2 separate regions of the Homo sapiens genome follow, and region 2 is linked to region 1. A link is an interaction called in ENCODE POLR2A ChIA-PET data of the cell type or tissue named here. Cell type or tissue: A673. All regions are shown on one strand.

Region 1 (8,000 bases):
TTGATGGCCATTCTATGGATTCTAATAGTTTATTCAATCAAGGCCTTGGTTTTAATCATTAAAGTTTTTTTCCTCTCATTTTGACTATTAAAATAATTATGTCTCATCTGGCTGTTTACAAACAGGAATCTCCTGTTTTTAGTCAATAAATAAAATATTTAGAAGCGGCACTGAAATCCCATGGGTTTTATATACACCCCAGGAAGGGATAGACTGGTGGAGCAAAGCTTGGGTTTGAAAAGCTCCAGTGGAGGAAGTCCCCAGGCCCAGACTCAGGCCATGCCAGAAGAAAGGAGAAGTTTTGTCTGAAGCTGTGCTTGGTAACACTCCCCACCCTCCCACCCACCTGATATTCTCACGCCTCTGCCTTGTCAAGACATGAATGAGGCCCAGTTTGTGCCCAGGTCATTTTGCGCTTTGCCATATGCTGTGTGGAAGCTGCAGAGTGGCCATTGTGGTGCTGGTCAAGAAGGGAGTGCCAGAAGATTGACCTTTGTCCCTAAAGAGAACACCTGGCTGAGTCCAGGGCCTGGTTCGAATCCAGTTCCAGGGAGCAGGGAAGGTACTGAGCCAGTCTCTTCCACTGAGTGCATTCCAAGGGTGTTAATGGAGAGTCTTAAGGGATCAGACACATGCACCCTGGGGATCCTCTGTTGCTTTTGTACCAGCTCATAGAGTCCTAGTAGCCTCTGTGAGCTGAAAAAGCCTATTTATCGCCTTGGAATCAGCACTCCTGCCAACAAGGGTTAATCGAGATGGGAAGGGAAAGAATGTGCAGCATTATGTGACTGTAGTTTGTTATGGTATTGGTGGAGTGAAATTGTGAGAAGGCATGGGAAATGTATTTGGAGTCTTATAAAATCTTTATAACTCTGAGTCAGGTTGGATCTGGGTCATTACCGAATTCCTGTGATGTAGGGAAAATCATGTCACCAGTTACATCTGCTGAGATTCTGCCAGTCAAGTGGTCTCTGCCTCCCAATATTAAATGTCCTTGTCATCTTGTTATGCTATATTAGCAGGGAGAGGCTACTGAGGCTGTCTTGGGAATGACTGAGCCTCTTTGCTGTTTCCAGTCTTGTAGCTTCAACAGAACATGCCATCCATGCTGACCTTATTGAACAAGTCAATCTCATCCAGAGGTGTAGTAGGTGGTGGCCCAGGAAGGAAATCTGAGAGGTTTCGAGAGTATCTCTCCAGTTCTCCAAGACTTTCTCACACCCCAAATCCCCGTGTCTGAAATCCTGCTAGGATTAGATTCCTTTGGCCCATGAAGGAGTTTTTCTTCTCTGCAAGGCTCCTATGGATGTGAAAGTGGTGATCTCACTGTCACCATTCATCGTAGAGGAGTTTAAGAACCATGAGAATTCCAAGATATCCTGCAGAATTTCCAGGAGCAAGCTCTTGGGAAATTGGACAGAGCTAGCCCCAGGCAGGGCATTTTCTCACCACTTTTCTCTGTGCTACTCCGGTTTTACTGGTCACATATCTGCAGTGGACACAGAGTTCCCAGAGAGTGTGGAAGGCATCAAGGACCACAAGTCTGTGGGCTGGATCCAGCTTCAGCCTGATTTATACTCTAACTTCTTTCCCTCTGACTTGTAACGCTCCGAGCACTGGCCACACAGAAAAGCTACCAGGAGGGAGATAGCAGCTTTTCCCTCAGAAAACATGAGTCCAGAATCTGCCCAGAAGGTGTTTCTCACCATAGGAAAAGAATAGTGATCCTGCTACGCTGATCCTCCGCTCACATTTCCAGATAGACCTGGATTGTCCTGGGACTCCCACAGCCTGGGGAATTGGAGCATCAGGATTTTCCTGGCGATAATATGGCCATAAGGGACAGAGTAGTTCACTGCTCCTGTGAAAAGATTAGGAGAAACTCCTGGTGCAGATGGGATGACAGAGTTTGAAAGTTTTGAATCCTGCTTACCTCAGTTATTATGAGGTAAAAGCTCATTTTCTTCTAGGGATTTTATATGGAAAGAATAGGCCTCCTTCTCTGATTTCTATGGGATGCAAAAATTCTCAAATACAGAGAAGGCAATGTCAAAATTGTAAGGATGTGATTGCCCAAGGCAGGCAACAGATGCAGGAGCAGGACGCACTCCCACATGCAGCTGCTGAGTGTGCAAAGCTTTTCAGAAGGCTTTGGGCATGTGAATTAAAAAGCCTTATCAATATGTGTTACTTTGCCTAAGAAATTCCATTTTTTTATGATCCCATGGAAACAATTAAGGTTGTTTGCAAAGACTTTCCTGCAGGGTTATCGAAATTGTATTTATAATAGTGAAAAATTAGAAGCAATTTTAGCTCTTGGTTCCATAAATAAAGTCTATATTTTCGAGGTATGACAGGTGGGGAAGGACACTCAGGTTGGGTTCCCCAGAAAGTTGTGAGATGGAGATTTGTATGGAGGCTTTCATATCACAACCTGCAGAATAGAAGAGAAGAAAGTGGGATTGGGTAGAGGGAGAAGTTAGGCTGCTATGCAGTCTCAGTAAGGGTGCCAGTTGACCCCAGGAAGAGCTGCAGAACTGAGACAGCCCTTCAAAATTACCCCAACTTTGAGTGGAAGGGCCAGAACTTTGCCCCTATGTCAACTAGTCATTGGCTGTGGCTGTCCCAGGAACGACGTGTGTTCCAGGGCGACGGGATGCCCTTCAGCTGAGGGCTGTCTGCAAGCCATACTCCCAGCAGCTGGAGAACAAATTCCTCAGTTCTGAAAGGGGGTCGTGGGTGGCACCACCTGACAGCCACTGCAGGCCACACCTTCCACCACTTGGATTCACTTCTTCATATAAGTTTTAGGAGAAACAACTCTAGGATCCTGGTGGGTCTCTTTTTCCAGGAAGAAACTTGTAAGAGGCCAAGGGATGGACTGCAGCCACCGTCCCCACTGCAGTTGGTCTTAACCCTGCAGTTGACAGTGATTGCTGCTGTCCTCTGCTGTCCATTCCAGGTGCCCCTCAACCTCCACTGGCACCTCTGCTGGTCTTGGTGGCTTCCCAGTGGCATGATCCAGACATTCATCCCTGAGCCCCTGGTCACCATGTGCCTCTCAGGCTATGGCTACTGCACTTATCTATTTACTATGAAAATGGGGCAAGGTAGTACAGGGAGCTTTCCAGTATTAAAGTGCATTACCTGGGTGCCAAACATATTTCTCCCTTCCCCCACTGTGATTAACACTGTGTGTTAATCGCCCTACTTCCTTCTAATCATCAGGATCAAATACCCCTGTCGGGATGGTGACTCCTCTGCTTGCTGGCTGGCTCCTTGGCAGCAGCTGTAGTTTACAGCTCAAAAGAACGCTTGATGTGTTTCCCAAGGGAATTGTTTCGACCTCTAAAGCTACAGAACGGAGGTTCGTGGGATAGGGAAGCACATAACCGTCAGCTGGGTGGCTGGAAGTGATGGTGAGCAAGGACTCTCCTGTTCCCACTCCTTGGTTCCCAGGCTGTAGATGCTGCTTATAGGAACACAACCATATAAAGGCACAGGTGTCCCTTGACTTACGATGCAGTTACATTCCAATAAACCTGCCTTAAGTAGAAAATAAGTCAAAAATACATTTAGTACCCCAATAAACCATCATAAAGTCAAAAAATTGTGAGTCAAACCATCATTAGTTGGGGACCATCTGTAGTCGATCAGCGTGATCTACTGGTATTCTAACCATCTGCTAAAATAAGACTTAGCTCTATTTAGAGGAACATAAGTCAGGAACATCTATAATTTTTTCAAGTATAATGTTTGCCATCAAATGAAATATTAGAAGTCATGCAGGGGAAAAGAAAGCATCAATTGGCCAGATAGCAACAGACCCAGAAGCAATTCATCTATTGCAGTTAACACTCAAGGATTTTTAAATAAATATTATTTAAAATAAATAATATATTCAAAAGAGAAAAAAGAATGAAGAATTTTAGCAAATAAATAGAATCCATATAAAAAGAAGACTAAGATTCCAGAAATAAAACATCTGAGTAAAATGAATAATTCAAAATATGGTTTTAATAGATTAAAAACAGGATAATAACAGAAATACAGGTAAGTGGAAAGTATCCAGGTTGATGCAGATAGATAGAGAAGAATGGGAGATACAGAAAACCGTAAGAGCCATCTGGAACATGGTGAAAAGTCCTAAGCTATCTGTAACTGGAAACCTAGAATTAGAGAGAGAGAAAACGAGGTAAAGCAATATTTGAAGAAACCTGGGTGAGAATTTCCCCACACTGATGAAAGACATCATAACACAGTCTCAAAAAGCTCTACAAACCCCAAGTATGATTCAAAAGCAAAGAAAACCCCTGCACACCCAGGCACATTGCAGTAAAACCTATGACAGCTAACAGCAAAGAGAAAATCTGACAAGCAGCTAGAGAGAAAACAATGGGACTCACAATTCACAATGGACCTTTTAGTAGAAACTCTGGAAGCTGAAGACAATGGGATGTCATTTTATTCTAGATGCTTAAAAAAAAAAAGCCCGGCCAGGCGCGGTGGCTCACACCTGTAATCCCAGCACTTTGGGAGGCCGAGGGGGGCGGATCACGAGGTCAGGAGATCGAGACCATCCTGGCTGACACGGGGAAACCCCGTCTCTACTAAAAATACAAAAAATTAGCCGAGAGTGGTGGCGGGCGCCTGTAATCCCAGCTACTTGGGAGACTGAGGCAGGAGAATGGCGTGAACCCGGGAGGCGGAGCTTGCAGTGAGCCGAGATCGCGCCACTGCACTCCAGCTTGGGCGACAGAGCAAGACTCCGTCTCAAAAAAACCCACAAAAACCAACAAACAAAAACAAACAAACAAAACCCCAAATGACAGCCTAGAACTCTATTTCAAGAGAAATTATCCTCCTAAATGAATGTAATATATATCTGAAAAGCTGAGAGAATCCACTGGAAGACTATAATAAAATGCCAGAAGAGTTAATCAGGCAGAAGGAAAATGACAGCAACTGGAACAAGGAGCTTCAGGAGAGAATTAAGAGCACGAGAATAGCTAAATATGTGAGTAAATATAAGCAGACATTGCTTAAAAACAATAATAGTAATATCTTCGGGAGTTTAAAATAAATATAGAAATAAAGATCTATGACAACAATGGAACAAAAGGCAAGGAGTAAATGAAATTAAATTGTCAGTTTTTTTCATTGCTTTGAAATGGCAAAATATTAATTTCAAGAGTGTTCCAATGAGTCAAAGATTCATAGGGAATTTAAAGGGCTATTATTTTCAAACATTTCAGTCTCAGGACTGCTTTACACTTTTTTTTTTTTTTTTTTTTTGAGGCGGAGTTTTGCTCTTGTTGCCCAGGCTGAAGTGCAATGGCATGATCTCAGCTTACTGCAACCTCCCTGCCCCTGGGTTCAAGCGATTCTCCTGCCTCAGCCTCCTGAGTAGCTGGGATTACAGGCATGTGCCACCACGCCCGGCTAATTTTGTATTTTTAGTAGAGATGGGGTTTCTCCATGTTGGTCAGGCTGGTCTCGAACCCCTGACCTCAGGTGATCCGCCCACCTCAGCCTCCCAAAGTGCCAAGATTACAGGCGTGAGCCACCACACTCGGCCTGCTTTACACTTTTAAAAATTATTGAGGAACCCAAAGAGTTTTTTTATATAGGTTATATCTATTGATATTTACTGTACTTGAAATTAAAATGGGAAAAATTAAAAATATTTATTTTAAAAACTGGGCAGGTGCAGTGGCTCATGCCTGTAATCCCAGCACTTTGGGAGGCCGAGGCAGGTGGATCACGAGGTCAGCAGATCGAGACCATCCTGGCTAACACAGTGAAACCCCGTCTCTATAAAAATACAAAAAGTTAGCCAGATGTGGTGGGATGCACCTCCCAGCTACTCAGGAGGCCAAGGCAGGAGAATTCCTTGAACCTGGGAGGCAGAGGTTGCAGTGAGCCGAGATCGCACCATCGCACTCCAGCCTGGATGACAAGAGCGAAACTTCATCTCAAAGAAAAAAAAATCACTAGGAATGTGGAAGATTTGAAGAAAACTATTAACCAACTAGATCTAATTAATATTTATAGAACATTAACATCTAATTGCAGAATTTTCAAGTGAAAATTCTTACTTTCGTGTTATTTTCAAGTGAATATGGAGCATTAACCAAAAAATAGAGGCTGGGCCATAAAGTAAGTCTCAACAAACTTAAGGATTAAAATAATATAGTATGAGGCCGAGCACGGCAGCTCATCACCTGTAATCCCAGCACATTGGGAGGCCGAGGCAGGTGGATCACTTGAGGTCAGGAGTTCAAGACCAGCCTGACCAACATGGTGAAACCCCATCTCTACTAAAAATACAAAAAAATTAGCTGGTTGTGGTGGCACACACCCATAATCCCAGCTATCCAGGAGGCTGAGACACAAGAATCACTTGAACCCAGGAAGCAGAGGTTGCAGTGAGCCAAGATTGTGCCACTGCACTCCAACCTTGGCAACAGAGTGAGGCTCTGTCTCAAAATAATAATAAAATAATAATAATAATAATAATAATAATAATAATAATAATAATATAGTGTGTTCTTTGATCACATTGGAATTAAACTAGGTATCTATAATAGATAAATAGAAAATCCACAAATGCTTTACAACCAATTAACATACTTCTAAATAGTCAAGGGTCAAGGTAGAAATTATAATAAAGATTAGAAAATGCTTTTAACTGAATGATAAAATACAACATAATCCATGGACAGAAAAATTAACACAAAATTGCATGTAGGACTAAACATAAAATATAAATCCATAAAATTTCCAAAGAAAACAGGAGAAAAAAACTTCAGGATCCTAGGGTAGGTAAAAATTTCTTCAATAGAACCAAAAAGGTATGACAAAAAAAAGAAATGACAAATTGATATCCATCCAAATCCAAAGCATCTGCTCTTCAAAAGACACCACTAGGAAAATTTAAAAGGAAGTTAAAGACTGACAGAAGATATTCCCAACATGTATATATGATAAAGGACTTGTATCTAAATAAAGAGCATTACAACTTAATAACAAGACCAATAACCTAATTCTTAAAATGAGCAAAATAAACAGATGCTTCACAATGGAGAGATATAAAGGCCATTAAGCACATGAAAAATGTTCAAAATAATCGTCAGGGAAACGCAAAGCAAAATCACCTTGAAGCACTGCTGCATATATTAGAAAAGTTACAAAATAATTAAAAAAAAACCTGGCCGGGCTTGGTGGCTCACGCCTGTAATCTCAGCACTTTGGGAAGTCAAGGCGGGCGGATCACGAGGTCAGGAGATCAAGATCATCCTCGCCAACACGGTGAAACCCCATCTGTACTAAAAATACAAAAAATTAGCAGGGTGTGGTGGCACGCACCTATAGTCCCAGCTACTTGGGAGGCTGAGGCAGGAGAATCGCTTGAACCTGGGAGGGGGAAGTTGCAGTGAGCCAAGATCTCGCCACTGTGCTCCACTCCAGCCTGGGCAACAGAGCAAGACTCTGTCTCTCAAAACAAACAAACAAACAAAAACCTGACAATTCAGTTGGCAAGGCTGAAAGTACCTCAAACAATCATACATTGTTGGGGGGTTGTAAAATGGTACAAATACTTTGGAAAACAATTGGCAGTTTCTTATAAAGTTTTACATATATTTATCATATGAACTAGCAACTCCAAACCCAGAAATTGATGCAATATAAATGAAAAAAATATATGTCTACACAAAAAGTTGTATATGACTGTTCATAGCAGATTTATTCATCATAACCCCAAACTGGAAACAACTGTCCATCATCGAGTGAGTTAATCAGTTGTGGTCATATATTAACATAACAGTATGCTACTCAGCAATAAGAGAATGAAACACTGATACACACCATATTAACGGATCTCAAAACTTTATGTTAAGAGAAAGAAGGCAGACACAGAAGAGTATGCTGTATCATTCCATTTATATGAAAGTCTAGAAAAGATAATTCTAATCTATACTGACAAAAACTAGATTTAT
Region 2 (8,000 bases), 370 kb before region 1:
CAAAATATAACAATTTAAACCTTAGTGGAAGGTACTGGAGTGTTTCTTTTTTTCTTTTTTTTTTTTTTTTGAGACGGGGTCTTGCTCTGTCACCCAGGCTGCAGTGCAGTGGTGTGATCTCAGCTCACTGCAACCTCCTCCTCCTGTGTTCAAGCCATTCTCCTGCCTCAGCCTCCCGAGTAGCTGGGATTACAGGCGCCCACCACCATGCCCAGCTAATTTTTGTATTTTTAGTAAGACAGGGTTGCCAGGCGCCGTGACTCACACCTGTAATCCCAGCACTTTGGGAGGCCGAGGCAGGAGGATCATGAGGTCAGGAGTTCGAGACCATCCTGACCAAAATGGTGAAACCCCGTCTCTACTAAAAATAAAAAAATTAGCCAGATGTGGTGGTACGTGCCTGTAATCCCAGCTACTCATGAGGCTGAGGCAGGAGAACTGCTTGAACACAGGAGGTGAAGGTTGCAGTGAGCTGAGATCACGCCGCTGCACTCCAGCCTGGTGCGACAGAGTGAGACCCCGTCTCAAAAAAAAAAAAAAAAAAAGACGGGGTTTCGCCATGTTGGCCAGGTTGGTCTTGAACTCCTGACCTCAGATGATCCATCCGCCTTGGCCTCCCGAAGTGCTGGGATTACAGGCCGGAGCCACCTTGCCCGACCTGAAAATTTAGCTAGGTGTGGTGGCACGCACCCTGTAGTCCTGGATACTCAGGAGGCTGAGGTAGGAGGATTGCTTGAGGCCAGAAGTTCAAAGCCAGCCTAGGCAACATGGCAGAACCCTGTCTCTAAAAATTAAAATGAAAAATAAAAATGAATTTTGGGCCAGCCGGGTGGCTCACGCCTGTAATCCCAGCACTTTGGGAGGCCGAGGCAGGCGGATCAGGAGGTCAAGGGTTCAAGACCAGCCTGGCCAACATGGTGAAACCCCGTCTCTACTAAAGATACAAAAAATTAGCCAGGCGTGGTGGCATACACCTGTAATCCCAGCTACACAGGAAGCTAAGGCAGGAGAATCGCTTGAACCCAGGAGGCGGAGGTTGCAGTGAGCTGAGATCGCACCACTGCACTCCAGCCTGGGTGACAGAGTGAGACTCTGTCTCAAAAAAATAAAAAAGAAAAAAAAAAGAAAAAGAAAAGGCAGTAAAGTTTAGGTGAGCTGTGAACAAATTAGCTTTGGCAAAACATATATCTCTTTCTGTTGAACCTTCATGATATCATACAGAAATGTAAACTGTGAATAGTGGAGAGAGATGATGAGTTTTGTGCTTCAGAATGATTACTCTAATGAAAGTATGGATTGAAGAGATCAAGATTGTAGATGAGTCTATTGTCTTTGTCCCAGTGGAGGGAGGATATCTCAAATTAGGGTAGCAGCAACTGAGATGGAGATGATGGGATGAATTCAACTCTTTTTTTTTTTAGAGACAAGGTGTCACGCTGACACCCAGGCTGTTTAGGCAGTGGTGCAATCTTAGCTCACTGCAGCCTTGAACTCCTGAGTAGCTGGGACTACAGGTGTGGGCCACCATGCCTGGCTTATTTTTTAACTTTTCGTAGAGATGGGTTCTCCCTGAATTACTCAGTGATATGATTTCGATCTGTGTCCCCACCAAAATCTCATGTGGAACTGTAATCCTAACATTGGAGGTGGGGCGTTGGATCAGTAGGAGGTGATTGGATCATGGAGGCAGATTTCTCATGAATAGTTTAGCACTATCCTCCTTGGTACTGTCCTTGTCAGTGAGTTCTGGCAAGATCTGCTTGTTTAGAAGTGTATAGTACTTCCTCCCTCTCTCTCTTGCTCCTGCCTCTGCCATGTAGGATGCTTGCTCCCCCTTTGCCTTCTGCCATGATTGGAAGCTTCCTGAGGCCTCCTCAAAAGTGGAAACTGCTATGCTTCCTTTATAGCCTGCAGAGCCATGAGCCAATTAAACCTCTTTTCCTTATAAATTACCCAGTCTCAGGTATTTCTTTATAGCAATGTGAGAAGGAACTAATGAACCCAGGCTGGTTTGGAACTCCTAGGCTCAAGCAATCCTCCCACCTCAGCCCCTCAAAGTGCTGAGATTATGGATGTGAGCCACCACGCGCAGCCCCAGCCCCAAGGTTTTGTTTTCTTTTGTTTTTTTCATTTTATTTGAGACAGAGTTTTGCTCTGTCACCCAGGATGAATGCAGTGACACAATCACGGCTCACTGCAGCCTAACTCCCGGGTGCAAGGGATCCTTCCACCTCAGCCTCCCGAGTAACTGGGACCACAGGCATGCACCACCTTGCCAGCTACCTTTTTTTTTTTTCGGTAGAGATGGAGTCTTGCTAGCTTGCCCAAGCAGGTCTTGAACTCCTGGACTCAAGCAGTCTCCCACTTTGGCCTCCCAAAATGCTGAGATTAGAGGCGTGAGCCAGCGCACCTGGCCTCCAGTATTATTTAAGAGGTAGAAATAGGCCGGGCATGGTGGCTCACGCCTCTAATCCCAGCACTTTGGGAGGCCGAGGGGGTGGGGGGCAGATCACCTGAGGTCGGGAGTTCGAGACCAGCCTGACCAACATGGAGAAACCCGGTCTCTACTAAAAATACAAAATTAGCCGGGTGTGGTGGCACATCCCTGTAATCCCAGCTACTTGGGAGGCTGAGGCAGGAGAATGGCTTGAACCCAGGAGGCAGAGGTTGCAGTGAGCCGAAATCACGCCATTGCACTTCAGCCTGGGCAACAAAAACGAAACTCCCTCTCAAAAAAAAAAAAAAAAAAAAAAGAAGTGGCAGGAATTCAACGAACAAAAGAAATTTGGGATAATGGAAACCCACCTAGATATCTAGGTGGATAAAGATTAGCGAGGGTAGTTTGCAAAGGAGGAGAATTGGGTATGAAGAGATAATAAATTAGGCATCTTTAGCATATGGGAGGATGAAAGTCTTTGGGGTGGGCTGGGTGCAGTGGCTCAGGCCTGTAATTCCAGCACTTTGGGAGGCTGAGGTGGGCGGATCACCTGAGGTCAGGAGTTTGAGACCAGCCTGACCAACGTGGAGAAACCCCATCTCTACTAAAAATACAAAATTAGCCGTGTGTGGTGGTGCATGGAGGCTGAGGCAGGAGAATCACTTGAACCTGGGAGGAGGACGGTGCAGTGAGCCGAGATCACACCACTGCACTCCAGAATGGGCAACAAGAGTGAAACTCTGTCTTAAAAAAAAAAAAGAAAATCTTTGGGGTGAATGAAATTGCCCATGGATTAACTGGAGTGATAAGAACTGGGGATCAGTTAGAGGAAAATAAAACCACAAACTATAATGAGGAGAATTGGAAGCATTGAGATGTAAGGTGGGAATACTTGAGAAAATTATAAGGAAAATGAGAATTATCTGCTCAGTATTAAACAAAATTAGCATCAAATGGTATAAGAAATTTGGTACCCTGCTTTTTTTACTAGAGAGTATTTTTAGCATTTTTCTATGTCATTAAATAATCATTAAAAGTCTTTAATGATTGTAAAGATTTAATCGTGAAGATGTACCATAACATTTAACATTCTCCTACTATTGAATATTTAAATCTTTCTAATATTTAAGCACTTACAATTTTTTTAGCAAATCTCTTTGAAGTTCTGACTCTTTCCATAAATGAATTTCTAGATATTGAATTACTGGGTCAGAGTATAGGACTTTTTCTTTGGGGTTTTTTTTTGTTTGTTTTTGGAGACAAGGTCTCTGCCATCAGGCTAAAGTGCAATGACATGATCCTGTCTCACTGCAAACTCTAACTTCTGGGCTCAAGCAATCTTCCCACCTCAGCCTCCTAAGTAGCTAGGACTACAGGTGTGCACCACCATGCCCAGCTAATTTTAAAAATTATTTTAGATCCAGAGTCTTGCCATGTCACCCAGGCTGGTCTCCAACCCTTGGGCTCAAGTGATCTGCCTCAGCTTCCCAAAGTGCTGATATTACAGCATGAGCCACCATTCCCAGTCTATATAGAACTTTTTATAGTTTTCTTCATCTAGGTACTAAACAATTCTTGTTAAAGTTATTTTGATTCTTTTTTATTATTATTGCTGTGAAAAAGATTTTTTGGTTAAGAATTTACTGCTAGTATGTAGCTTTATTGATTTTTTAATGTATTTATTTTATATTCATCACTTTGAAACTTCTGTAAAAAGCCTACCAGTTTTAACTTGATTCCCTAAAGTTTTGTAGGTAAATCATCTGCAAATAATGCTAATACAATCTTTCATGTTTTCAACATATGCCTCTTATTTCTGATTCCTTTTTTTTTTTTTTTTTTTTTTTTTTTGAGACAGAGTCTCGCTTGTAACACAATCTCTGCCTCCTGGGTTCAAGTGATTCTTCTGTCTCAGCCTCCTGAGTAGCTGAGATTACAGGCATACACCACCATACCCGGCTAATTTTTTGTTTTTTTAGTAAAGATGGGGTTTCACCATGTTGGTCAGGCTGGTCTTGAACTCCTGACCACAAATGGTCCACTTCCCAAAGTGCTGGGATTACAGGCATGAGCCACTGCGCTCAGCCCTGATCCATTTCTTATTTCTTTGAGTGGATTTCCTTAATCTATGTTAAACAAAAAAGGGAAAGCAGGCAACTTTATCCGTATTTATGATTTGATTGACAACATATCCAGTGTTTAACCATTAACTGTGTTGTTACTGGTGTGTGTTTGTTTGTTTGTTTATGAGACGGAGTCTTGCTCTGTTACCCAGGCTGGAATGCAGTGGTGCAATCTTGGCTCACAGCAACCTCCACCTCTCGGGTTCAAGCAATTCTCCTGCCTCAGCCTCCCAAGTAGCTAGGATCACAGGCGTGTGCCACCCACCCAGCTAATTTTTATATTTTTAGTAGAGATAGGGTTTCACCATGTTGGCCAGGCTGGTCTCGAACTGCTGACCTCAGGGGATCCACCTGCCTCGAACTCCCAAAGTGTTGGGATTACAGGCGTGAGCCACCGTTTCTGGCCTGCTGATTATTCTTTATAATATTAGGCATTGGTGGGAATTGATGTTCACTGTATTTGATTTGGGGTGGGGATCCCATTCATTTCAGTATGCTACAAAGAGATGAAGGAAAAAGTTTAGATTTATTCTTGATCTTACTTGCTTCATGGTAAACTACTGGGGTCACCACGGGAGAATTTCTTCTGTTTATACCAGTGGATTTATAGAGCCAGACTGCCCAGACTGAAACCCAAGTTTAAAGTTTTTAATTGCGTAACCTAGGCAAGTTACTGAATTCTGTTCCTAAATTTCTTCCTCCGTAAACCTCGAAAGATACATGGTTTTGAGTTAATTTGTGAAAGGAGTTATGGGTTCCTTTGTTTTCAAAGATGATATCCCACCCTCTTACTCTGTGAGTGTTGTGATTTGTTTTTTCACATTAATATTGTAACCGCCCAAGGGGTTCACCTTGCCCACTGCCTAGACAGAGCCAATTTATCCAGATGGAGAGCTGCAATGGTGAAAGAGTAATTCACGCAGAGCTGCGGGAGACCAGAGTTTTACTGTTACTCAAATCTGTCTCCCTGAGCATTCAGGCAGCAGAGTTTTTAAGCATAATGTGGTGGGTGGGGCGAAGCCAGTGAGCTGATTGGTCAGAGACGAAATCATGGGGAGTCGAAGGTCTCTTCTTGGGCTGAGTCAGTTCCTGGGTGGGGGACTACAAGATCAGATGAGCCAGTTTATTGATCTGGGTGATCCATCAAGTGCAGGGTCTGCAAAATATCTCAAGCACTGATCTTAGCAGTTTAGGGAGGGTTAGAATCTTGTGTCCTCCAGCTGCATGACTCCTAAACCATAATTTATAATCTTGGGCCTAACTCGTTAGTCCTACAAAGGCAATCTAGTCCCCAGGCAAGGAGGTCTGCTTTGGGAAAGGGCTGTTACCGTCTTTGTTTAAACTATGATCTATAAATTAAGTTTCTCCCAAAGTTAGTTCATCCTATGCCCAGGAATGAACAAGGACAGCTTGGAGGTTAGAAGCAAGATGGAGTCAGTTAAGTTAGATCTCTTTCACTGTCTCAGTCATAATTTTGCAAAGGCAATTTCAATATTAGTAATCGTGTTTTTTCTCAGGCACTCCATTTGCACAATGTCCTGCCTGTGCAGTGTCTGCTTTGGCCCAGTAATGCAAATGTTTTCGGGGACAAATCTGTTTTGGAGATCTTGGTTATTAAGATCTTTACTCTGATAGAAAGCAATGTGCATTCAGTACACTCCTCAACTTGGGATGGGGTTACATTTGGATAAACACCTCCTAAGTTGAAGGTATAAAGCGGGGAGTTTTTGGTTTTTGTTTTTTGCTTTTGAGACAGGGTCTCACTCTGTCACCCAGGTTAGAGTGCAGTGGCAGGATCATGGCTTACTGCAGCCTCCACCTCCCGGGCTCAAGTGACCCTCCTGCCTCAGTCTCCCGAGTAGCTGGGACTACAGGCACACGTCACCACATCTAGCTAATTTTTTTGGTAATTATTTTAGAGACAGGGTTTTGCCACGTTGCATAGGCTGGTTTTGAGCTCCTGAGCTCAAGCAACCCACCCACCTCAGCCTTCCAAAGTGCTGGGATTACAGGTGTGAGCCATCACACCCAGACTAGAGTGTGTTTTTTGTTGTTCTTGTTTTTTTGAGACGGAGTTTCGCTCTTGTTGCCCAGGCTGGAGTGTAATGGTGCAATCTCGGCTCACTGCAACCTCCACCTCCTGGATTCAAGCAATTTTCCTGCCTCAGCCTCCCAGGAAGCTAGGATTACAGGTGCCCACCACCACGCCCAGCTAATTTTTGTATTTTTAGTAGAGACGAGGTTTCACCACATTGGCCAGGATGGTCTCAATCTCTTGACCTCGTGATCCACCCGCCTCGGCCTCTCAAGAAGCTGGGATTACAGGCGCCTGCCACTATGCCCAGCTAAATTTTTGTATTTTTAGTAGAGACGGGATTTTGCCGTGTTGGCCAGGCTGGTCTTGAAGTCCTGAACTCAGATGATCCACCTGCCTCGGCCTTCCAAAGTGCTGGGATTACAAGCATGAGCCACTACACCCGGCCTAGAGTGTGTTTTTTACTTATGATATTTTCAGTTTAGGATGGGTTTATTGGGACGTAGCCAGATTGTAAGCCAGGGAGTATATATATATATATATATTTGAGACGGAGTCTTGCTCTATCGCCAGGCTGGAGTGCAGTGGCTAATTTTTTGTATTTTTAGTAGAGACGGGGTTTCACCATGTTGGGCAGGATGGTCTCGATCTCTTGACCTCATGATCTGCCCGCCTCAGCCCTCCAAAATGCTGAGATTACAGGTGTGAGCCACTATGCCTGGCCTATATATATATACACACATATATATATACACACACACATATATATACACACACATATATATATACATACACACACACATATATATATATATACACACACACACATATATATATATATATTTTTTTTTGAGACGGAGTCTCGGAGTCTCCCTCTGTCACCCAGGCTGGAGTGCAGTGGCACAATCTCAGCTCGCTTCAAGCTCTGCCTCCTGGGTTCACACCATTCTCCCACCTCAGCCTCCCAAGTAGCTGGGACTACAGGCACCCGCCACCTTGACCAGCTATTTTTATTTTTGTGTTTTTAGTAGAGACGGGGTTTCACCATGTTAGCCAGGATGGTCTTGATCTACTGACCTTGTGATCCACCCGCCTCGGCCTCCCAAAGTGCTGGGATTACAGGCGTGAGCCACTGCGCCCGGTCATGGCACCTATATTTTTTATATATCACATGAAGACCATGTAGCTTCAGCATCACTCCCCTACTCGTGAAATGCTATAGTAGAGGGATAGTAAGCCTATTAAAAGTAAGTACTTCAGGCCGGGTGCGGTGGCTCACACCTGTAATCCCAGCACTTTGGGAGGCAGGTGGATCACGAGGTCAAGAGATCGAGACCATCCTGGCCAACACGGTGAAACCCCGTCTCTACTAAAAATACAAAAATTAGCTGGGCATGGTGGTGCA

What was found. ChIA-PET counts read pairs that join two places held together with the same protein. Peaks named below come from ENCODE experiments on the same cell type or tissue, not always from the same donor. Only the 100,000 strongest peaks of a DNase experiment are listed, where the experiment ranks them.
Region 2: POLR2A ChIA-PET joins it to region 1 with 11 read pairs; 2 of 35 experiments call an interaction of 5 or more read pairs at or near these places.

What each region holds. Positions count from the first base shown.
Region 1 is chr17:16,605,858-16,613,857 of GRCh38, forward strand. No RefSeq gene overlaps it. Among named protein-coding and RNA genes, the nearest start is that of ZNF287, 41 kb to the left of the region's middle. In A673, no CTCF peak of the experiment used is centred here; no DNase peak of the experiment used is centred here.
Region 2 is chr17:16,238,384-16,246,383 of GRCh38, forward strand. The region is part of intron 2 of PIGL (phosphatidylinositol glycan anchor biosynthesis class L); the gene reads left to right. Among named protein-coding and RNA genes, the nearest start is that of PIGL, 25 kb to the left of the region's middle. In A673, no CTCF peak of the experiment used is centred here; no DNase peak of the experiment used is centred here; H3K27ac peaks cover 1,003 bases.